Linked DNA regions of Homo sapiens: region 1 is linked to region 2. Evidence: read pairs that join two places in POLR2A ChIA-PET (ENCODE). Cell type or tissue: IMR-90. All regions are shown on one strand. Each heading gives the region's core, and the rest is flanking DNA. Links, peaks and the distances in the headings are about the cores only.

Evidence for each region. ChIA-PET counts read pairs that join two places held together with the same protein. Peaks named below come from ENCODE experiments on the same cell type or tissue, not always from the same donor. Only the 100,000 strongest peaks of a DNase experiment are listed, where the experiment ranks them.
Region 1: POLR2A ChIA-PET joins it to region 2 with 7 read pairs; 1 of 35 experiments calls an interaction of 5 or more read pairs at or near these places.

Annotation. Positions count from the first base shown.
Region 1 is chr5:10,461,952-10,473,378 of GRCh38, forward strand. It overlaps ROPN1L (rhophilin associated tail protein 1 like), which reads left to right. Exons shown (of 5, transcript NM_031916.5): 5 at 2,897-3,075. The coding sequence ends at 2,996. It overlaps LOC124900940, which reads left to right. Exons shown (of 1, transcript XM_047417967.1): 1 at 1-2,890. The coding sequence starts at 2,019. The coding sequence ends at 2,744. Among named protein-coding and RNA genes, the nearest start is that of MIR6131, 10 kb to the right of the region's middle. In IMR-90, for the core only: no CTCF peak of the experiment used is centred there; a DNase peak (open chromatin) is centred at 5,560; H3K27ac peaks cover 244 bases.
Region 2 is chr5:9,090,341-9,101,767 of GRCh38, forward strand. All of the region lies in intron 16 of SEMA5A (semaphorin 5A), which reads right to left. Among named protein-coding and RNA genes, the nearest start is that of MIR4636, 42 kb to the left of the region's middle. In IMR-90, for the core only: no CTCF peak of the experiment used is centred there; a DNase peak (open chromatin) is centred at 4,521.

The sequences.
Region 1 (11,427 bases), core at 3,632-7,631, 1.4 Mb after region 2:
CACCTTCCTGTTGGTCTCGATGTGTTTAGCTTCCGGGAAACTTTCTAAGCCCTGTCCTTTTAGGGTTTCTTTTTCCTGGAAGCTTTGTGATTGATTAAATCATTGGCCAATAGTGATCACCTAAGCCATCAGCCCCTCTCCCCACCTCCAAGGTTGGGCTGGGCTGAAAGTCCCACCCCTCTAATCCTGCCTTGGGCTCTCCAGTGACCAGCCCCATCCTGAAGCTACCTGGGCCATCAGCCAATCACAAGCATAAAGAAAGAACTCACTTTGGAGATTCCACAGATTTTACTTGTATGCCAGGAGCGGGGGTTGAAGACCAAATATATATTTCACAATATCACATCCCTTGTCTGCAATAACTTTGTCCCAACGAATCCCGTGTTTGGCAGAAGGTTTAGGCACACCTGATAGTATTCAGGGTGTGTGTAAGTGGAGCCGCAGATCAAAGGCCATCAGCGAAAGCAAGCAGCACCTCAGAAGGGAGCCCGACCTCTCCCGTGGCTCCCACCCATGTGGGCTGAGGCTCAGGTTTTTTTAGACTTTAGAGGGAGAGAATGTATCTTGTCATTAAGACTCATTTATCCCAGATCTATCCTGATTCCTATGTACAGCATGTCAGGTGGTACTAAATTGTAGCATGTTAAAAAGTGAGATAGAGGCTGGGCACGGTGCCTCACGCCTGTAATCCCAGCACTTTGGGAGTCCGAGGCAGGTGGATCACTTGAGATCAGGAGTTCGAGACCAGCCTGGCCAATATGGCAAAACTCCATCTCTACTAAAAAAATAACCAGGTGTGGTGGTGGGTGCCTGTAATCCCAGCTACTCAGGAGGCTGAGGCAAGAGAATCTCTTGAGCCCTGGGGGGGCAGAGGTTACAGTGACCCGAGATTGTGCCATTCCACTTCAGCCTGAGCAACAAGATCGAGACTCCGTCTCAAATAATAACAACAATAATAATAATAATAATAATAATAACTTAAAAAGTGAGATAGAATTCATTTCTCCACAATGAAACGTAGACATGGATTACTGCTGGTGGACCTCCTGACAGTAGTGCCACGGATGCAGGATCATTTGCAGAAACTTGAGGATGTCATTGACATCAGCCACGCAATTCTCACTCTGATGAACTTGCTATATGACCCCGACACATTGCATGTTATGTTGTATTTGCACCAGGCTGCATGTGATGTAAGGCTGGTTCTGCTCTGAAGCATGACTTGGAGCTAACGTTGGAATATATTGTCCAGTGTTCTGATCACCTGTAACATTTTTAAACAAGATTAATGAATCCTCCCTTTAAAGACAAGATGCAGAGTAAAAAGGAACAAAGCTCTTGGGTCCTGCGGAAGTTCTCATTTGTTCATTCCCTAAACCATCATTGGGTGCTGACTCTGCACCCTGCACTACCTATGGGGAGGCAGAGAGAGCAGCCCAGGGCTGGTGGGGTGGGCAGAGGTGGTGGTGACAACCGCAGGGTCCGGGGAGCTGTGGTGCTGCAGAGTAAGCCTGGTTAACAGCAAGAAAGGGCCTTCTAGGTGCAAGGGCAGGAAAGGGCCCAGGTCCTCCAGGCTCCAGCCCCAAGGGAGATGGGGTCCCTGAGGTCTTCCCGGCACTTCCCCTTGGGACCACTGCCCCCCAAGTGCTGGTTATGGTTTGTCCCTGAGCCCCACACCTCTCATCTCGAATTGCCCACAGTACAGTTTATTGAGCACCTGCTCTGTGCCAGGCATTGGCGCAGGTGCCGGGGATGTAGTCAGTGAACAGGTCACGCCCTGACCCCTGGAGTTTTGCCCTGTGGAGCAGACAGACATCAGACAAGCAGATTTTAAGACAGTAGGTCATGTTCAGTGCCAAGAGGACAGTAAGCCAGGGATAGGGACCAATGGGGGCTGGTCCCAGGGCCGCCTTCTGGCACAGCACACACCCCTGCTCGCCTCAGCCTCCTGAGAAGCCCCCTGGCCTGTCATCACCACCCAGAGTCTTGTCCCCTCCTCCCACCCTTTCCAACCGGCCATGATGCCACCTAGGATGCAGGCCACAGCACCAGGAGCTGGCGCTCAAGTGATCCGCCAGCCTCCGCCTCCCTTCCTGTGCCAGTGGAGCCTGCGTTCTGTGCCCTGCCCCACCTGTCCCAGCCGTCCTCGTCTCCTTGTCCCTTCCACATCGTTTCCTCTCCTTCCTTCAAACTCACATCCCCTCTGCCCACCATGGGCTGAGCCTCTGGACTCCATGGTCCCTCTTTTTCCTCCTTCCTCTGTCATCCACTGTCACTCCAACCCTCCTGTCCTCGTGGAAGACCGCAGCTCCCAAGCCATCCCTTCTGTCCGCCTTATTCTTGACACCATCCTGGCTGGTGTCTGCAGTCACATGGACGACACAGTACTTTGTCCCCAGCTCTCCTCCTGGTGCCCACAGCCTCTGCTTCTGCACCGCCATCCGGGTCATGCTGGGCCCCTTCTCCTGCCCGATCCGCGCACCTCTTCTCTTCTTTTGTGCTCTCTGATGCGGCTACTCCGCCTGACAGAGCCACCTGGGACATGGGTGGTTCCATCTCATTCCAAATCCATGTCCCAAGCCTCCAAAGAACTGGGACCCTGTGCAGCAGCCACTTCTCCCACCACTTTCCTGAGATCACAAGTCATCAAAAAAGAAAAACCTATGCATATAGCACCCATCTTTTCACCTAGAAATAAAGCTACATTTATTATACGTTTTGGTGCACTTTGCACAAGAAAATAGAATGCTTTATTTTTGGAAGTAAGAATTACTGATGAGCAACCATAAATAGTTTTTAAAAGTAGACCTTTTAAATTATATCGCATTTTATAAAAATGTTACTAAGTATATGATGAGAAATTACCAATAAATATCTTTATCTGTTTCCAATTTAGAGACGCCAGGAAGAACGGCATGATAGGTCTTTCAGATTTCTTCTTTCCAAAGAGGAAACTTTTAGAAAGCATTGAAAACTCTGAAGATGTAGGCCATTAATACAGAGAAGAATACATTTTAATGTCAAAATAGTGCTCTTTAAAATTCTGGCACCAAATACAACTTACCCTGAATCACACACCTCTGTAGTGTGAGTGTTTCTCTAAATGGGAATTTAGTGTGACTGCTTCGTGGGGCCTGATTCATGATTGCTTTTCACTGTGTCTTTTAGGGACCTTAAGTGTAAGAAGTTGATAACAGTAAAATGATCTCTTTTAAGAAAATAATCTATTTGGAGACTGCAGAGTCAGAAGTGGGGCTGGGCAGTTTGAAAAGTGGCTTTTTGGGCCGGGCGCGTTGGCTCACGCCTGTAATCCCAGTGCTTTGAGAGGCCGAGGCGGGTGGATTACGAGGTCGGGAGATCGAGACCATTCTGGCTAACACGGTGAAACCCCGTCTCTACTAAAAATACAAAAAAATTAGCCAGGCGTGGTAGCGGGTGCTGTAGTCCCAGCTACTTGGGAGGCTGAGGCAGGAGAATGGTGTGAACCTGGGAGGCAGAGCTTGCAGTGAGCCGAGATCGCGCCACTGCACTCCAGCCTGGGCGACAGAGCGAGACTCCGTCTCAAAAAAAAACAAAAACAAAAACACAAACGAACAAACAAAAAAAGGGGCTTTTTGGTCAGGCGCAGTGGCTCACACCTGTAATCCCAGCACTTTGGGAGGCTAAGGTGGGAGGATCACTTGAGTCAGTAGTTTGAGAGCAGCCTGGCTAACATGGTGAAACCCCGTCTCTACTAGAAATAATAAAAAAATTAGCCAGGCGTGGCGGTGGGCACCTGTAATCCCAGCTACTCAGGAGGCTGAGGCAGGAGAATCTCTTGAATCTGGGAGGCGGAGGTTGTAGTGAGCCGAGATCGCGCCACTGCACTAGAGCGAGACTCCATCTAAAAATAAAAAAAAACAAAGTGGCTTTTCTTCTTCTTGACTCCAAGCTGGTGGAGGGGCTCGCCCTTTGCTCCCTGCCTACCCCTCCTAAGACTCCCTGGGAAGGGCATTGGCAGCTGAGGCTGCATCTTTTCTATGAAAGGTGGACCCCAGGGACCCTGCTGCCTGGCCTAGCGTCCGTGGCTGGGGGAAATGTACTGGACAGCAGCGTGATCCACTTGAATGGAAATAAGCATCCAAGATCCTTTATTTGCTTTCCTTTTATAAAGTTTTCGAAAAGGCCAATACCAATGAATACATTTCAGGTTAGCTTCCAGGCCAGGGCTCAGGCCCTGGAGAAAACTCGTGCGAATGCCTGTCTGGGGGGCCCAAGGAGCGAGTGTGGGCCCCTCTAAAACTTAGAGGGACAGATTACATGACGACTTTGGGGACAGCTTGCTAAGTGTCCATTTGGCAGCATCTGGGATGAGACGTGCTTTCACTGTGACTATCTTGTTGGGAGGTGATGGGGAGGGGAAATGAAGCCCCTGCCTCCTCTAACCCTGGAGGCTGCCCACGTTTACCAAGAGAATCTCACCCAATGCTGACCAGCTCAGCGTGCAACACAGCATCACTGGGCTCAAGAAAAGACATTTGAAGACGAGTTTTGTAAGCCCGAGCATAGGTGAATATCACCGTAAATAAACTCCAACGTGAAAATCTGAATGTATAAAGCATAAATCAGGAACAGCTTTTCACTCAATCAAAAAGGCATGTGGTGTTTCAGTAATAAAAAGCATGAAGTGTGGAGACGCGCGGCAGCATGGGTGTGATGAGGCCCGTCCCTGCTGGTGAACAAGTCCTGGCCTTTGTCCCTTGAAAAGGCTTTTGTCTCAAAAAGTGGGTTTTCTTGGGAATGACTTGGTCATAGAAGGAGAAATAGCATTCTGTATGAATCGGTGAGGGCTGCCAGAACGAAGCACCGGAGACCCAGTGCTTACGTAGCAGAAACACTTCCTCACTGTTTCGGAAGCAGAAGTCCAAGGTGAAGGTGTTGGCAGGGCTGGTTTCTCCGGAGGCCTCTCTCCGTGGCTTGTGGTTGCTGTCCTCCTCCTGGGTCCTCACATGGTCTTCCCTTGTGCCTCTCCGTGTCCTCGTTTCCTCTTCTTATTAGAACACTGGTAATATTGTTTTAGGGCCCATGCTAATGACCTCATGTTAACCTAATTACCTTTTAAAGATCCTGTCTCCAAATACAATCACAGTCTGAGTTGCTGGGGGTTCCGACTTCACCTTGTCAATTTTGTTGGTGGGGACTCAAGTTCCTCCGCGCCACATTACTTCTCCCAGCCCTCAGAATGGTTTTAGCCTGACTTGGCAAGTGAGGGCTCTGAAGTTCAAACAGATTTTCCCATAGAAACATGCACTGGCTCTACAGGTATAAAAAGAAATGTAAATAGAAAAAAAAAAAAACCAGAAACAAAACAAAACAAAACACAAACTGGCCTTGTCTAGTTGACACAAAACCAAAAAGTATGTGAGACAGATCTCAATCAACTTCGAAGTTTATTTTGCCAAGGTTAAGGACGTGCCTGGAAGAACAAAACCACGGGATCACAGAGGCAGTCTGTGGTCTGTGCCTTTCTCCAAGGGTGATTTCCAGGGCTTCACTGTTGAAAGGGGAGAAGCGGTCTGGAGGCGGGAGGGGAGGATGTGGTCATTACTGAATCCACAGGCTGCAAGGGAAAAGTTGCAGACAGGGAATCGTCAGTTATGTATCTTATGGTCTCGTGCTCAGTAAATCTGCGCTTCACCCAAGATAAGGTGAACCCAGAGCTGCTACCTGAGGAGATTTTAACTTTTTCTCTGTAGCTCTGTGCTGAGGAGCAAAAGGAAAGGCAGCTTCCTGCATGACTCAGCTTGCAGCTTCATTTGTTTTCCTTCTGGCAGAGTGAACTGGGGTCCCAAGTTTCTTTTTTCCTTTCATGACACCGTCTGAACACCTGTGTCGTCTCAGAGTAGTGACCAAAATGCCAAGGCCTCATTCGGAGGATAAGCACTCATCTGCCCAGCCAGACCCAAGGTTTTCAGAACACTCCTTAGCGTGGACTCTGGGTCTGGAGCAGAGTGGAGGTGGGCACCCAGGTCCCGTCCCCTGAGTGCTGGGCCACTGGCCGGCTCAGCATGAGACTCAGACGCACAGCCCTTAGATCACCCACACATCGGAGTCTCCTGCTTAACGCTCTGTCCCTGTCCCTCCCCCAGCACAGTTGGGGGTCTTCGTCTGGTTCCTGGTCACTCTCGGCTCAGCTCCAGCCCCCAGGGGTTGTCCCTGCCTCACGGTTGACTGTCACCATTGGGGCTCCAAGTGCCCAGAGGCCGAGCTCCATCATGGGTGGAAGATGAGCTAATTTTGTAATTAACAAAACATAAAGGGGGATCACTCTCCATGCCATTTAGTGGGGGAGCTTTAAATATCTTGCTCTAACACCTGATTAATGTGCCATGCTTCTGTGAGCAAAAAGTGGATTGTTTGTGCCTCATAAACCGGATTCCTAATCCCAGAATACTCAGGCAGAGGGCTTCCTCTCATCAAGGAAAACACGTTCCCTATTCTGTTGATTTTGACTCTTCTTGTTACAAGGCTGAATCATCTATGTTCCCCTTCATAGCCTGCAGTTATTTCTTGTTAAAATAGCCATAGGTAGTTGGGCTTTCAGTCAGATTGTTGCTTGTCTTTAGGGGGTAACTCAAATGGTTTATTTAATAACTACAAACTTTATTGCAAATATCATTAACTGGTCAAGATGTTGAATAAAATAAACTGTTCAGGTGGCTGGTGTGTTTGAAGAAAGTAGCTCTGGGAGGAGAACAGCAGAAACTCCCTTGCTGCAATGAACATGGGAGGAGGTGCCTGAGGACCCTAACGGGATTGATAGGGGCTCCAGTACAATAATGGGAGATTTGCTATCACGTGGAGAGGAGGCCACATCTGGATTTAGCACCTCAAGAGTCAAAGACAATTTTTCCAATTGAAGTCACTTTAAAAATAAACTTTGGGCTGGGCGCAATGGCTCACGCCTCTAATCCCAGCACTTTGGGAGGCCAAGGTGGGTGGATTACGAGGTCAGGAGATCGAGACCATCCTGGCTAACACGGTGAAACCCCGTCTCTACTAAAAATACAAAAAATTAGCCGGGCGTGGTGGCAGGCGCCTGTAGTCCCAGCTACTTGGGAGGCTGAGGCAGGAGAATGGCGTGAACCTGGGAGGCGGAGCTTGCAATGAGCCGAGATCGTGCCACTGCACTCCAGCCTGGGCGACAGAGCAACTTTCTTTAAAAAAATAAAAATTAAATAAACTCTGAAGATGATGGAGCGTTTGCTGGCACTGTGGCTCATGCCTTAATCCTAGCACTTCTGGAGGCCAAGGTGGGAGGATTGTTTGAGCCCAGGAGTTTGAGACCAGCCCTAGCAATGGAGTGAGACCTTTTCTCTACAAAAAAATTAAAAAAAAAAAAAAAAATCAGCTGGAAGTGGTGGCATACGCCTGTGGTCCCAGCTACCTGGGAGGCCAAGGTGGGAGGATAGCTTGAGCCCAGGAAGTTGAGGCCACAGTGAGCTATGATTGCATCACTGCACTCCAGCCTGGGCGATAGAGTGAGATCCCGTCTCAAAAAAAGAAAAAAAAGTTCCTGGCATTCATACGGTGTGACTTTGAAAAACACCTGCTTTTCCTTAATTGCAGTGTGGGGAGGGGGGTGGTGGGAAGCAGAATTGAAAAAGCTACAAGATGCAGATGAGTGGACAGTGGTTTTATCTTATGACTTAAAGAATGCTCTGTCCCATTGAAATATGTGTCTTAAGTCTTTGTCCAGGCAGCAACGAGTGGCTTATTTGGTTTCAAGCTAACTTTATTTGTTGGCTTCTGTATTTTTCATCTCTAAAGAAAGTGGAGTATATTTCTTCTGTTGGTTTATGAGGTATAGGAAAAGAATGAAAGCAGGGATGACTCCAGAAATACGTGCTTACCCAGCATGGTGGAGTTCTGAGGTGGCTGGGCAGGGCCAATGATTTGCTTTTGAAATGATTGTGCTAAGAGTCACACATTGAATTTACGATTAGTTGTTATTTCTTGGCAATCACTAACATACTTGTGAATTCTCATTGTGTGAGAGAATCTAACTTACAAATCGTTTTCAAATGTAGTGAGATTTTTATGTATACTAAATTTAGCAATTAATGAGGAATGAACACAGAAATTAATCATTTATTGAGTCTGATTTTGCTATTTCCGTAATTTGCAGCCAATAATTTTTTTCAAGTCTTAAACATTCTCAGAGGTCGATGAAACCCTTGTCAGCCTGCGGCTTTGTGCCTTAGCATCTCAAGAATGAAATGTGTTCAGGTCCCCCGTCCTCCAAGGAAAATCCCAACTCTATTATGTTGCTTTGTACAATTTGTACAATTGTACAATCCCCTGGTTATTGAAGGGGATCCCCACCAGGACCCCATGAAGTGGACAGAAGTAGGATTAACCCCCTTTAGAGGGGACTGGCCTAGAACTAAGATGCCAGGGGCAGCCAGGTCCTCCTTCTGCCCAGGGTCCAGGCCCACCCACCTGGCCTCACACTCCTGTCCCTCTCAACTCTTCCATCCAACAGCATTCCCCGTATCTGTCCCATTTCCCCGTTCTGGCTTTTGGTAAGGCCAGAAGCCCCCACAGGTGAAAGAAACTGGATAGGTGGGGTTGGGTTGATGTCCACTGTTTCCTGGAACCTTCATGCTTTCCCCGAGGTTGGAGCAGGGATCCCACGCTTTCCTGTGCTGAGTTGGAGCCAGTTGGCCTGGGATATGGAATGGCTTTCTGGGCACATGTCCCACCTCAAACCCCAGTCCCATTCTTGAATCTCACGTAAAGTATTAGCAGGGCGTGATCAGGAGAGCCACACAGCATCCATGAAGTGCCCTGGCCGTGGGGCCTCGGGGCCGGAAGGACATTTGGGTTGGGATAATATTCGGGCTTAGGTGAAAATGCATTTACCCAGCACCTGCTAAGGGCTGGCCCCCCTGCCACGTACGGGTTTTGCAGCTAATTAAGTTCTCATCCCAGTGGCAGGGAAGGCTGCTGTCATTACCCCTGTGTTATGGAGGCACACTTCCTTGTCCAAAGTCCCCCGGGTGGAAAGGCAGGGACTGTTACTGGGTCCTGGCAGTCCGACTCCAGAGCCTTGGAGCCCAACTCCAAAGGAAAGGTGAAGAGTAAAGTGGCTCTTGGGGAGGGGACAGTGATGAGTGGGAGAATTTGTTCCTTGATTCTCTTTTCTTTTCTTTTTTCTTTTTTGAGATGAAGTCTCACTCCATTGCCCAGGCTGGAGTGCAGTAGTGTGATTTTGGTTCACCTCAACCTCTGTCTCCCAGGTTCAAGAGATTCTCCTGCCTCAGCTTCCCGAGTAGCTGGTACCACAGGCACAAGCCACCACTGCTGGCTAATTTTTTGTACTTTTTTTTTTTTTAGTAGACACGGAGTTTCACCATGTTGGCCAGGCTGGTCACAAACTCCTGACCTCAAGTGATCCGCCTGCCTTGGCCTCCCAAAGTGCTGGGATGACAGGCGTGAGCCACCATGTCTGATCCGTCCTTGATTTTCAATTGGGGAAGTGTGTAGGTGGGGCGGCCTGTTAGGAATACTGGAACAGGGTTTTCGAAGAAGGTTTCAAGGAGACTGCTTACTAAGATATGGGGAGGGCTGAGGGGAGCCCACAAGGGAGGGTGCAGGCCCCTGGGCTGGCTGCGGTGGGGTTTTATGTCCCGCAGCCTGAAAGTGCAGGAGAAGCTGTTGCGGGGATCCACAGAGATGGCAGGGCTGAGGAGAGGGCTCTTGGTGAGAGCTGTGGCTTTAGTACAGGGGTAGCCACCCCCCACATCCCCCCAGGGAGGTGACTGGGGGATAAATACCCTCCTTCCATTTGTCTTCCATCCTGGGATCTTCCATCAGGGTCTTGTCCTGGCTGAGCACAACCAGAATCTGGAGAGAAGAAAGCCTCATGATACACAGGTCAGCTATGCTGGGCTCAGAGCATGGAAGAGCCAGGAGAGGCTAAAGGAATGTGCTAGACAAAGAAGTTTGAAATATCCAGCACACGGCCATTCGATGAAGACATGGTGGGGTCCAGCACACGGCCATTCGACCATTTGGGTGAAGATGCGGTGGGGGAGACTCATACCTCCACATATTCATATGCATGCTCACAGTGCATACGTTGTTTCTGGAATGATACACAGAAAAAACTGGTAGAAACCTCCAAGGAGGAGAAGTTGGGAGGAAGGCTGCCTGTGTCTCATTGTATAACTTTTTTCTACCATTTGATTTTCACTTGTGCATTTATTATGTATTAAGTCCACCCATCAACCGTGCATTTATTATGTATTAAGTCCACCCATCAACCATGCATTTATTATGTATTAAGTCCACCCATCAACCAATCATGAAAAAGAATTGGTGTCTGAGTTCTTTGGGCTTGGAGTGTAGCCAACAGGGAATGCTTGTGATCTAGGCTGGGCCCATCACAGTGCTCCCCTCCTGGCCAAAGTGATTTGCCCAAGAGAGTTGGCACATGACCTGCACTTGACGGATGAGAGCCTTCTCTGGGTTTTTCGGCTTGGTGCTGGGAGAGAGAGGCCCTTTTCTTCTTCCTTTGATTAAAAAGCTTATTAGGATATGGGTCTAGAGTTGTAGGTGCTAGTAGTCACTAACATACGTGACACTGTTATGTTGAAACATGTTAGCTACTGATAATCTCAAATTTTCATCCCCCAAACAGCAATTTCATCTAGCTCAACCCCATACGTGCCAGGCCTCAAGGAGAGTGGATTATACAGGGCGTGTTCACCAGGAGGGTGGGGATTTGGGGGCCATCTTAGAATTCAGCCTGTTTTCCACACGCTAACTCATTTACTCTTCATAACCATGTTATCAAGTGGAAATTATTGTTATTAACCTCATAGCCATTATAGATAGGTGAAGAGAAAGAGAGATTAATTAAGTTCCTAGTCCAACACCACACAGTGGTCCTGCTTGCCCTGCTCTCCCAGTCTGCTGTGAGCCCAGCATGGAGCCTGTCTACACTAACGGGGTGAGGAGGAGAGGAAGGCAGAGTGCCAGGGTTCCCAGGGGCTAGGATCATGGTTCTTCTCCTCTCTAAGGCCAGCACCACCTCAGCTCAGCTCTCAATTTAGTTAGACCCAGCAGGCAAGTCCCCCTCCAGGCTTACACAATATCAGGGTGAATACCTGGCCTTTGCAATTGATTTGACCTGACTTTGAAATCAGCCTTTTCCCTGGTTGTAGTCAGTTGAATAGTGAGTGACTCCCAGAAAGATATGTCCATGTCTCAACTCTGGAACTTACAAATGTGGCCTTGTTTGGAAAAAGGGTCTTTGTAGATGTCGTTAATTTAAGGATCACAAGATGTGAGCATCCTGGATTTAGGGTGGACCCTAAATCCAATAACTGGTGCCCTTAAAAGAGAAAGGCAGAGGGGAGTTTGAGACACCAATGCAGGGGA
Region 2 (11,427 bases), core at 2,482-6,481:
ACAAAAGTCCTCGCTTTAAAACGAACTTCCATTTCCATCTGCTGATAGCTCTTTAACTTCTAATGCCTTTGCCTACTCCTAAAGGTGGCCCTGAAAAATGCCGTGAAAGTTTAAGTAAAGAAGAGAAAGATAATACAACTTAAAATGTTGAAAGAACTCTTCTCTGCATGTCTCCTTACAAATATGATGACGGTTGGGGGACTTCTGGTGCAACTGTTTGATCTGTGCAGCTGGCCTCAAACCTGAAACAGACAGTTCTCCACTAATCTGAATGCTGCCAATGTGTTTCACACAATGCCTAAGAAACTACTCATGGAGCAGCTACTTTATGCCAGGCACTGAGAATGTCCTGAGGATGCAATGATGAACCAAAGAGACAGGGCACCTGCAACCGGGGAGTTTGGAATCTCAAGCGATTTTCCAAGAGTCTCCATTCGTCCCTCATACAGAAGGGCACAGGAAAGCCCCGGCATCACCAACTTCCTCTCACTTTGTGTTCACCAGTGACTTTACCCTAAGATAGTTACGAGAGCATGATTTATAATGTAAAGCTGTGCCAAGCAAATATCTGTCCTCCACTGAGATATAAATGAAATGTCTGCAAAGTGCCAGGCTTGTAAAACCTCCTTTGGTAATAGGAGGCCTGTTGTAAGTAGTTATGTAGAAAGCTTATCATTTTTACCTTCAGTGCTTAGGCTGGGAGTTAATTCAGATTCCTCTCAAACCAAGGAAGCACAAGCTGAGAAGCTCACAGTAAACTCACAGTCACCCCTACTCAGAGGCCTCTGCTACACAAACAGCAGTGCTAAAGCAACAAATGGAAGTTTCAAATTCTGTTGTGGGAAAAGGAACCAAGTCTACTTAGAAAAACTTACAATGTCCATTGATTACTTTTCTTTCCCCACAAAACATGAAGTAAAAGATAGAAGCCAACTGTCAGAATTTTAAAAATCAACGATTTGTATCAGAATGAAATGGTGTTTCCCTTGTCCAGATTTATCTTGTTATACTGTAGATGTACCCATGGGGTACATCTGAGAAAAACAGGGCTCTGTAGAGCTGAGGATGACAATCCAGACAAGGATAGAGCAGTGTAGGTCCTGAGAAGTTTGTGTAAGATATGTGCACCCGAGGAGAAGCCTGCCAAATCTCTTCAGGAAGGCACACACATGGAAGTACATCTCCTTACAAGCACTAGATTTGTGGTTTACAAAATTCAGCATAAATCACAATGGGTCGGAATTATTTCTATTTCAAGTTTAAGACACAGGCTAAAAGACCCATTTGTTTTCATGAGATTTGCAGTTCAAAACACAACAACCCTACTGAAGACCCACAGGCCAACCTGTATTCTGTCACATAAACCATGAGGGCTCCTCAGTGGACATAATGCGGCACCCTCAGGACCATAAGCAAGCCACTACCACAATTCTAGGAAAACAACAGAGCCTCAGCCAATTCCAATGACAACCCCTCTTATTGAAACAAACATCTTGGCATCACCATTTGTATGACAGTCCTGTTGAGCACTGACCTCCTGAAGTCTCAGTAACCACCCAAGAAAACCCAAATGATGGCATGAGACTTTTTCAGAGAAGCCTGGCTCATGTACAAGGAGCTTAAAGTTATGAGCTTGAATCCTTCCATTCTTTGAACACCTGTGGCTTGCTTTCAACTATGATACTTTCTATCAGGCATCTGTATTATTCGGTCTTGGGATCTTTCTGATTCCAGAGTGAGAGCTCCTTAAGGTCAAGCTCAGCAAGTCAACCAGATTCATATTCCACCCAGCTGCATCCTGAGCGATGCCTCATACTCATGGTTGTTCCAGGCTTATTGTGAGACAACTAAGCTGCACTAGATGACTAGACTGGGGTTGATGTGCATGAGGTGCAGCATGGGAAATAAGACTGTATTTGTCGAATGCACAGGGTGATGGCCCCAAAAGGGCTCAAGGCCATTATGTTTACAATTTTATTTACAGGAGGAAGCTCAAATATTGGAATTCGCACCATTTTAAAGTATGAGATTCAGATTTCTTTTCTAATGAGGCTCTCTATAATAGTTGCATGTGCTCAATCAATTCTTGCCTGTGGGGACCTGATAAGGTCCTGGAAGATCCCTGCCAAGTATTACCTAATATCAAAACCAATTTTAATGACTGTACACTATTACTGCAGGAACACGGAGTTTCAGTGCTAACATTTTACCATTTGGAGCAGCCCTGCAAAGCTAATTAGAAAGAATTTGAAATAATTTAAGAATATGAACAGGAAATGAGATGTTCATAAGCAAATATCATGGAAAGAAAAGTTAAATGTGGACTAAGAGTAGCTCCATTTTAGTGTGAAGAATCTCTTTGAATGAGAACACAAAATGTGTTGCATTGTAAGAGATAGTAAGAATGAACCCAAGAGTAGATAAGAACAATATAATACACAAGAATAATCACTTCATTTGGAAAGGTGGTGACACTCTTTTCCCAAATTGCCATTACCTTTTTAAAAAATCACACATACATTAAATAACTAGGTTCATTTATTCACTACCCTACACTCTGCAAGGTGTTGAGAAAACAATAGTGAAAAAAATATTGTCCCTGATTGTAAAATCATAAAATGTCATTTTTTAGTATTAGTAAGCTTTGAAACAAATTAGTTCATCTAATAGTGTAGTGGAAATTTCTTCTCTGAAATTGAACTAAATCCAAGTTTATATAACTTATTTTGAAGAAACATTAAACTTAAAATTGAGTTTTTTAAGATTAGGAGTACTTACTAAGGTAAATAAATTGTGATAAGGAAGGAAGTTGTAACTAAAGTTGAAGAATGATTGTGGGAAAGGAGAATATGGCTACATACATATATCTGAAACCATAACATTATGTATGTATATACAATCAGATAGCTTCCCTCTTTTAGATAGTAAGATCAACATGCTTTCTTCCCTGTAAGAAAAAATAATTTAAAACATGATGTAACATATTTTTTGAATTATTAACAGAGTTCTACTGTGTAAATTTTAACCCAAGAAAGTTGGTACAGGTCTAATTATGCAACTGTGACAGCAAGCTAAAAGAACTGAATGGCCGGGCGTGGTAGCTCATGCCTATAATCCCAGCACTTTGGGAGGCTGAGGCAGGTGGCTCACGAGGTCAGGAGTTCAAGACCAGCCTGACGAATATGGTGAAACCCCGTCTCTACTAAAAATATAAAAGTTAGCTGGGCCTGGTGGCGCACGCCTGTAGTCCCATCTACTCGGGAGGCTGAGGCAGGAGAATCGGTTGAGCTCGTGAGGCGGAGCTTGCAGTGAACTGAGATTCAGCCTGGGTGACAGAGTGAGACTCTGTCTCAAAAAAAAACAAAAAAACAAAACAAAAAAAAACCGAATGACTGTGCACCCCCATGCCTGGTACTCAAGCCCTTTCAGGAATGATGACTACTCACTTTCCAGATCTGTCCCTTGCCGCATCCCTGTACACATCCTGTAGCCCACAAGTGACTGTGCTTCCAGTGTTAGGTGTGAATCCCATGTCCTTGGGTTCACAGCCTGCACACAGAGACTTTCAGGGAAGCTCCTCCTCTTAACTTGGCCGAGTCCTGCCCACACCTGTTGGTGCCCTTGACCCTCCACACCTGTTGGTGCCCTTGACCCTCACTTCCTCCTCCTCATGTTCCACTCAGTGTTCTCTCATAATTGCTCTGATGGCATTTATTACTTCGTTATTATTTAGCAATTTGAATTATGTTTTTTTCTCCTAAGCCAGAAAGGAGGCTCCTTGAGAAAGTTTACTGTATCCATCTACATGGGTTCCCTTGCACCAATTCTTTACACACAGTATGTAGTCAACATGTTTTCATTGACTAAATACATAGATGAAAGATCTGAAAATTCTGCAAAGTATAGTACCACAGACATGAATCAGTCATTGAAGTCATTGAGAATTTTCTTTTCTTCCACATGCAAAATTATTTCAAATGAACAGTATCATGTGAGATCACACCAAGCATTAGAGAAATTAATGATCAAAGATGATGCATGTAACAGGCAGAGTTTCTTTCTTCCTCTTCAGTTTCAGACGTCAAGGCCTTATTACTGAAAGCTATTAGCAGTTGCAAGAAGATAAGAGAAATAAACCAATTAAATGAGCTTCATAATGAAAACTGCCCAGCAAATGTCAGAGGCTCCTCTAAATGTCTGGATTCCATCTGTCTGCCTCTGCCATTTTGTATCTCTCTCTTTTGAGTTTGAGAGGCTTATTGTTCCAGAGCTTCTGACTTTATGTGCGGAGCCCGAATAATTTTATAAGACAGATTTCACAGTCCTTCTTTCAGTCACTGTCATTTTTCTCACACAATGACATTAGAGGTCCTTCGAGGATTGCTTTCTAATAATCTCAAATAGGGCAATTTCGTGGGATTAGGATAGACTGAAACAGATGTGGAAAACACTTTACATCATGATAGAAGCAAGATGCCAAATAATAGTGTGTGGGATGTTACTTTCTCATGCAGCACGGCTTATAAAATACTGTAGGAATGTGACATGGAATGTGAAGAGTGTTCTTTGCAACTCTTCCTTCCACAGTAGAACCTCACGAGATTCTGCAAGTCAAATAGATCTTGAAAAAAAAATATGCCATGGAGGGAAATGAAGGGACAAGTGTTCAGAAATGACAGTTACTGTGGCACACTATCAGGCCACAGAGAAAACCAGCTATTTATTTACTTATATTGACATATTTTGAAGGCTTCTAAATATAACCTTGTATTCCTCTTTAGAAATATTAACAAACTAACACAAAAACAGAAAACCAAACACTACATGTTCTCACTCATAAGTGAGAGTTGAACAGTGAGAACACATGGACATGGGGAGGGGAACATCACACACTGAGGCCTGTCGGTGGGGGTCTGGGGCTGGGAAGGGATAGCATTAGGAGGAACACCTAATGTAGATGATGGGTTGATGGGTGCAGCAAACCACCATGGCACGTGTATACCTATGTAACAAACCTGCACATTCAGCACATGTACCCCAGAACTTAAAGTATCATAAAAAAATTAAAAATAAAAATATAGTAGCCGCTGTTGTGCCCTTTCTCACATTCACGTAGAAGAGATCTGAACTAGGCTCCAGTTCTTAAAAACTTTTAGGATTACTAAAGGGATAGTGTTTGGGAAGAAAGAAACAATGGAATCTATAAAAAATAGTCAATGTTTTGAAATAATTTTTCACACTCCAACACCTGTTGTTTCTTCTTTAATTACAAGTTGCCTCAAAAATTATTATGTGTGCAAGTTGTTTTAACAACTGAAATGACACATGCTCAGTAATACCATTGGAGGCACTCCGATGAAATAATTTAAAAATGGAAACTGCAAATCTTAAGCAAAACACAAATTAAAACATATTGTTGATATAATTAAGCATTTCTGTCACTTCTACCAAAGGAAGCATGGTTTGCCATGAGGCAAACCAAACGAGTATAATGCAATCAAAACATATTTTGAAAGTCTCTGGCTGCATTTGTATAAACATGTGAACTGTTCCTATAGCATGCCTCATTCTTGTTCATTGAACATTGGTATTAAGATTATATTGCGTATTGCAAATAATGCTACAGTGAACATGGGAAAGCAGGTGCTTTACGAGGTAGTGATTTAATTTCCTTTGGGTATATGCCCAGAAGACGGCTAGTAGGGTCCTATGGTAATTCTATTTTTAATTTTCTAAGGAATCTCCACACTGTTTTCCATACTGGCTGTACCGGCCTACATCTCCACCAACAGAGTACAATCTACATTCTTTACACCCTCACCAGCACTTGTTATCTCCTGTCTTTTTTATAGTACCTGTCCTAACAGGTGTACTCATGTAGCAAATTTCTGAATACAACACACCATCATTAACTATAGTCCTAATGTTATACGTTAGGTCTTTCAAGGTGTTCATTCTACATATTTGCTACTTTGTGTTATTTGACCTATATCTCCTCATTCCCCCTGCACTCTCCTGCCAACCTAACAACCACTGTTTTATTTTCTCTCTCCATATATGAGACCTTTTGTTTTTTATATTTCACATCTAAGTGAGATAATGCACTATTTCTCTTTCTTTGTTTGGTTTATTTTATTTAGCATAATGTGTGCCACATCCATCCATGCTGTGACAAATCACAGGATCTCATTTTTAAGGCTGTATAATATTCCACTGTGTGTGTGTGTGTGTGTGTGTGTGTGTGTGTGTGTGTGTCCCACAGCTTCTTTATCCATTCATCTATTGATGGACACTTAAGCTGTTTCCAAATGAAATGGCAACCTACATGTTGGGAAAAATATTTGCAAAGTATACATCAGATAAGGGATTAATATCCAAGGTATATAAAGAACTCATACAACATGATAAAAAAAATATATATGACCCAATTAAGAAATGTCAAGGGACTTGAAAAGAAATTTCTCCAAAGACATAAAAATAGCCAAAAGGTACATGAAAAGCTGCTCAACATCACTGGTCATCAGGAAAACACAAATCAAAACCACTATGAGATGTCACCTTACGCCTGTTAGGACAGGTACTCTCTATGATGAAAAAACAGTAGACTTTTCATCATAGAGAGGAAAAACGAGTAACTATGAGAGAAGGTGGATATATTAATTTGTTCCACTATAGTAATCATATGACTATATGTACCTTTTACCATCATGCTGTATATCTTAAATATACACGATAAAATTTACTTTAAAAAGAGGGGGGAAAAAGCATACTGTGAACAGTAGCATCAACACACCAAAACAATGTAAATAAAAGACAGGTACCCAGAGCATTTTGATTTAAGCCTCACAAGTAGTAATACTGCCCCAGGTTTAAGTAGAGACCACACTTCCCTTATTTACACTGGTATCCCCAGAGTCCATCACAGGGTAGAAGCTTATTCTTTATTAAATAAATGGTGGAATAAAAATGGGTAAAAAACCAAAATGCTCAGATTCTAGGTACAGAGTGTGAGCTCAGGTAAACCTCTCTTAATACTATGATGTATGCAGGGATTTGAACCTGAACAAACCAAATGAAGACCACGCCATAAGCAGCATAGTCAATTAAGGAGATGACAATATCTTTTGAGCAGATGTATGTCTCTGAAGCTTTTTGTTCAATTCTCTACTTACTTCATTTTAGAAAGGTATTGGAAATGAGTCTGCTGAGAGGCAATATGCTGGCCTCTGCAATATGGAACCTACAATGGGTAATGTCTCAGGTGATCTCCACCTTTTCTGTACATTGAATGAGCAGAGCTAATATCAATTAGACCCACAGGTTTCAGATTGGGATCCTGGGGTGGGGAGAGTGTTACTCTCACTCAGTCATGGCCCAAGTGCCATATGGCATGGAATGTCTCCTGGAACCATGGCCCAGCCTGTACAACAAGGTGATGGACTGAAATAGGACTTTAAAAGGTAGAATGAGCTATACAAAGATGCAAATGAATACAAGAGCCCAGCCTTGATGCTACAAGTTGCACAACACAAAAAGGGAGTACTTGGCTGTTGGTAAGAGGGACAACATCAGTACATCACTTAAGTTGGCTGGATAGCCAAATCTCTTTTTAAAAAATAAGGGCTGAGTGTGGTGGCTCATGGCTATAATCCCAGCACTTTGGGAGGCTGAAACAGGTGGGTCACTTGAGGTCGGGAGTTTAAGACCAGCCTGGCCAACATGGTGAAACCCCGTCTCTACTAAAAACATAAAAATTAGCTGACTGTGGTATCAAGTGCCTGTAATCCAGTTACTCGGGAGGCTGAGGCAGAAGAATCACTTGAACATGGGAGGCAGAGGTTGCAGTGAACTGAGATCATGCCACTGCACTCCAGGCAACAGAGTGAGACTCTGTCTCAATAAATAAATAAATAAATAAATAAATAAATAAATAAATAAAATGAACAAGCAACACTACTCCAGGAGACTACTGTCTTTTAATTTCAGTAGCAAGTGCTCGGTAGAATCAGAAGTAGACAAGGTGAGCTACAGAAATTGACCAAAAACATGTGTCCAATTTGAAGGGAACATTTAATTGACTAAAAAGCCCAGTGAGTGTTCTTTATGGATAATCAATTGATTAGCTCAAATCCGTCAGCAGCACTACAATCAATGACGGAAGATGCATTTGGAAAAGAATATTGTCTGATTGTTTTTAAATAAACTTCTATTAAGACTTTAAATCTAGAGAGTCACTCTTAATTACTCATTTTTAACAGTTAAAAAATCTGACATTTAAAAAACCAGAGACATGGGTTCCATCTGACTGAGCATTTGCTATGCCTTTAACAGAATCTGTTTGTTCTGCATGTACTGCCTACTCGTGTAGGCCTATAAAATATTTTTTAAATTGTGGCCATTTAGTAGAAATTATTACAATTGAAATACTATTATTGTGTCTCCACATATAAGTTCTAGGTATTTTAATATCAAGTATTGAATAATCTTTATCATGGAATTTATTGGAAAGTTATAAAGGAAAAATGTGTGTGTGTGTACAATTTAAGTCACTTTTACAGTAGGAAATCTCTTCATGAAAACTTCTTTCAATTAACTTTGCAATCACTGTATTTGAATTATTGTAGGCATAAAAAATTTTTAAAAACTATAGAAATGTACAACAGAGTCTTCCAACATTATAAATAAAACATTTTTGTGAAATATTCCAGATCTCCATACCAATTGCAATTTCCAGAGATTGTAGATGATTATTTATATGTCCTAGAGGCAGACTCTTGATGGATTAATTCCTATAATCCATCATTTTTCTTTTCTCTCCATCTGTGCCATACATCATTCTTAAGCTTGATTGCGAAACTTTCAGTGCCAAATTTTAGAAAACTTATACTTTTGTGGCCATCTGCTGTACCACTCAATTTTGTGTACTGATATTAACTTTCTCAAAAAGCTTAAGCATCCTTTAACAACATGTGGCATTTTCACTTTGACAATCTTTCATATTTGCAAGCTCTTCACTGAGATATTTTATTAAAAAAAAGAAAACAAACTTTGCATTCCAGTGTTTGTGAAGATATAATATCCAGTTTCAGCAAGGGAGATCAATTATTCCCTTTACGGAAGAATATTGGGAAATATAAGTGAATGGATTTTACAACCACAATGCAATGGAAGAGTTCAGGTTGCAACCTTCTTCATAAAGGTCAAGGTCATGTCTTTAGCTTTCATGGAAATGGGTCACTTGAAAATCCTAGATCATCTCCATCAGATACAGCAATTATTAAGGAGGGACATGTCTTTCCCCATCAGCTACTGAACGGTATTTGAAGGGTAGCTTCCACAAAGGGGAGGGGAAATACAAAGCAGTTAGAATGATTTTGACTCAGACTAGCTGAAGCCACCAGAGCTTTTGATTTCACACATCAGGCTGTGCCCAACAAGGTGGATTTTGGGGAGATGAGCCCCTTGGTGTCCTTAGCTCTGTCTCCCTGCTTTGCTCCTGTCCTCCTCCTCCCTGACCTAGCTACTCTCAAGGCTGCCAGCTAGTGGGCAGCAGCTCCAGCTTCACTCTCGACACTCTGTGTGCAGAGAAAGAAAGGGCCTTCCTGTCCTGTATCTCTCTCTATGGAGAAGAGAGAACCTTTCCAGAAAAATGACTTTTCTTTCATGTGTCCCAGGCAAGAATTGGTCCACACAATGGAGAAGCCGTGTGCTAAATAAATATGCCTGGCAGAAAGTGGAGTGCCATCTGGCCTAATAATGGGTATCCATGGCTATGCGATGACTGGGAAGTTCTCACCAGTCCATGGGACCTGTAAGGCAGGAGGGCTCCAGATTGTGTTTAACCCCAATTATTGGACTGCAGCCTCAGAAATCCTGTTCTTATTGGTCCATTCTACTATGGTCAGGATTTGTTTTCACAAAGCCAGGTGTAGATGTGCTTTTGGGGCCGCACAGCCCCTCAGCCTCCTGTGGTCCCAGCTGCGGGCAAAATGGTGGTCAGTTCTTTGCCAGACACATCCACCTGGGGCACACACTTCCCTTCCTGTGGCTTTCCATGTTGGGAGTCTTCTCTGAAGCCCCAGGAGACTGCTGGGTTAGTGAAAGTGCAGCCTGGGTGCATCCTCAACCAATGGTAGCTGGGAAGGTGACACACTCCCGAGAGGCATTTACAGGCTTCTCAGAAAATCAGTTCTGCTGCCCTTAGCAGTGACCTTGGTGACAAACCCTAATAGGAGCTTTTCCCTCTTTCCTGCCTCACCCTGTCATCCTCTCCACCTGCTGCTGTCGACATATAAAAAACCACCTGCCCTAAACCCCTGTCTTGTCTCAAAATCTACTTTAAACAGGGGCCAAGCTATGATGCCAGAATTTTCACTCTCAGCTCCTATTCCCATGATGAAGAAAATAGTCCAAAATAATGGTTGGGATCCTACATGTCTCGGAGGCTTTGAAGAACACACTGAGTTTTTATGCACTCAGTTCAGGGCTAGGGTGGCAGCCAGGATGTGCTGCCCTTTTTCAGAAGTGCTACTCACATCTCCATAATGTTTAATACTCCCTTTGGAATTCTGCAGTGCACAACCTGCACAACTGTATGCATTGCCTTTGGAGGAGAAAGTGAAAAAAAAGGAGAAAGATGGGCATCACTTCTCAGATGCATCTAGATATCTGGGGCTTTCCCAAGGTTTCTTGCATTCTTCTGGACCCTCAGTTACATGCACAGTCTGAAGCCACCAGGGATTATCTCAATAAGTGCTTAACTGTTTTCGGTTTTTAGTTAGAACCATTCACTTTATCGAATCTCATATAGGTCATATTTAGCTAGATACAACAAACTTCTATAAGCTCATTGGTGTTTAAGTTAATCTTATGAAAACTACAGTCCTTAACCTTTTCAATTACTTATCAAATATTAGATGAGGCCACACAGTGTAGTGGGGGAAACAAGCAGGCCACCATTATAAATGTCTGGCTTTGAGGCTGGCAACCTTCCTACAACCTGGACCATCTCGCTTCTTTGCTCCAATTTCTACATCTATAAGTTGGTTACACTAACAACAATACTACTTCATTGGATTATTGGGAGGAATTCCTCACTCATTCCCTAAGAAGCACTTTAAACAATACCTGGCATGTAGCAATTATAATGACAGATGATGATGATGGTGATGAAGAATATTATTTTTATCTATAAAAATTCTGTATGTTTTCAGTGGAGTTAGAGTCAACTATTTTATGTATTTCTTAAACTTTATTTTAGAAAATTTCCTTTCTAGGATTATAAAATGGTATTTTCATGAGCAATGGATAAACTTAGTTGTATCTAATCCAGGTCCACCGGCTTGTTAAAGTAAGAACAGCTTCCAGACACATCAATAAGTAAGCCATACAAATAGCCTACTATTCATATAGGGTCTGCATTAGTAC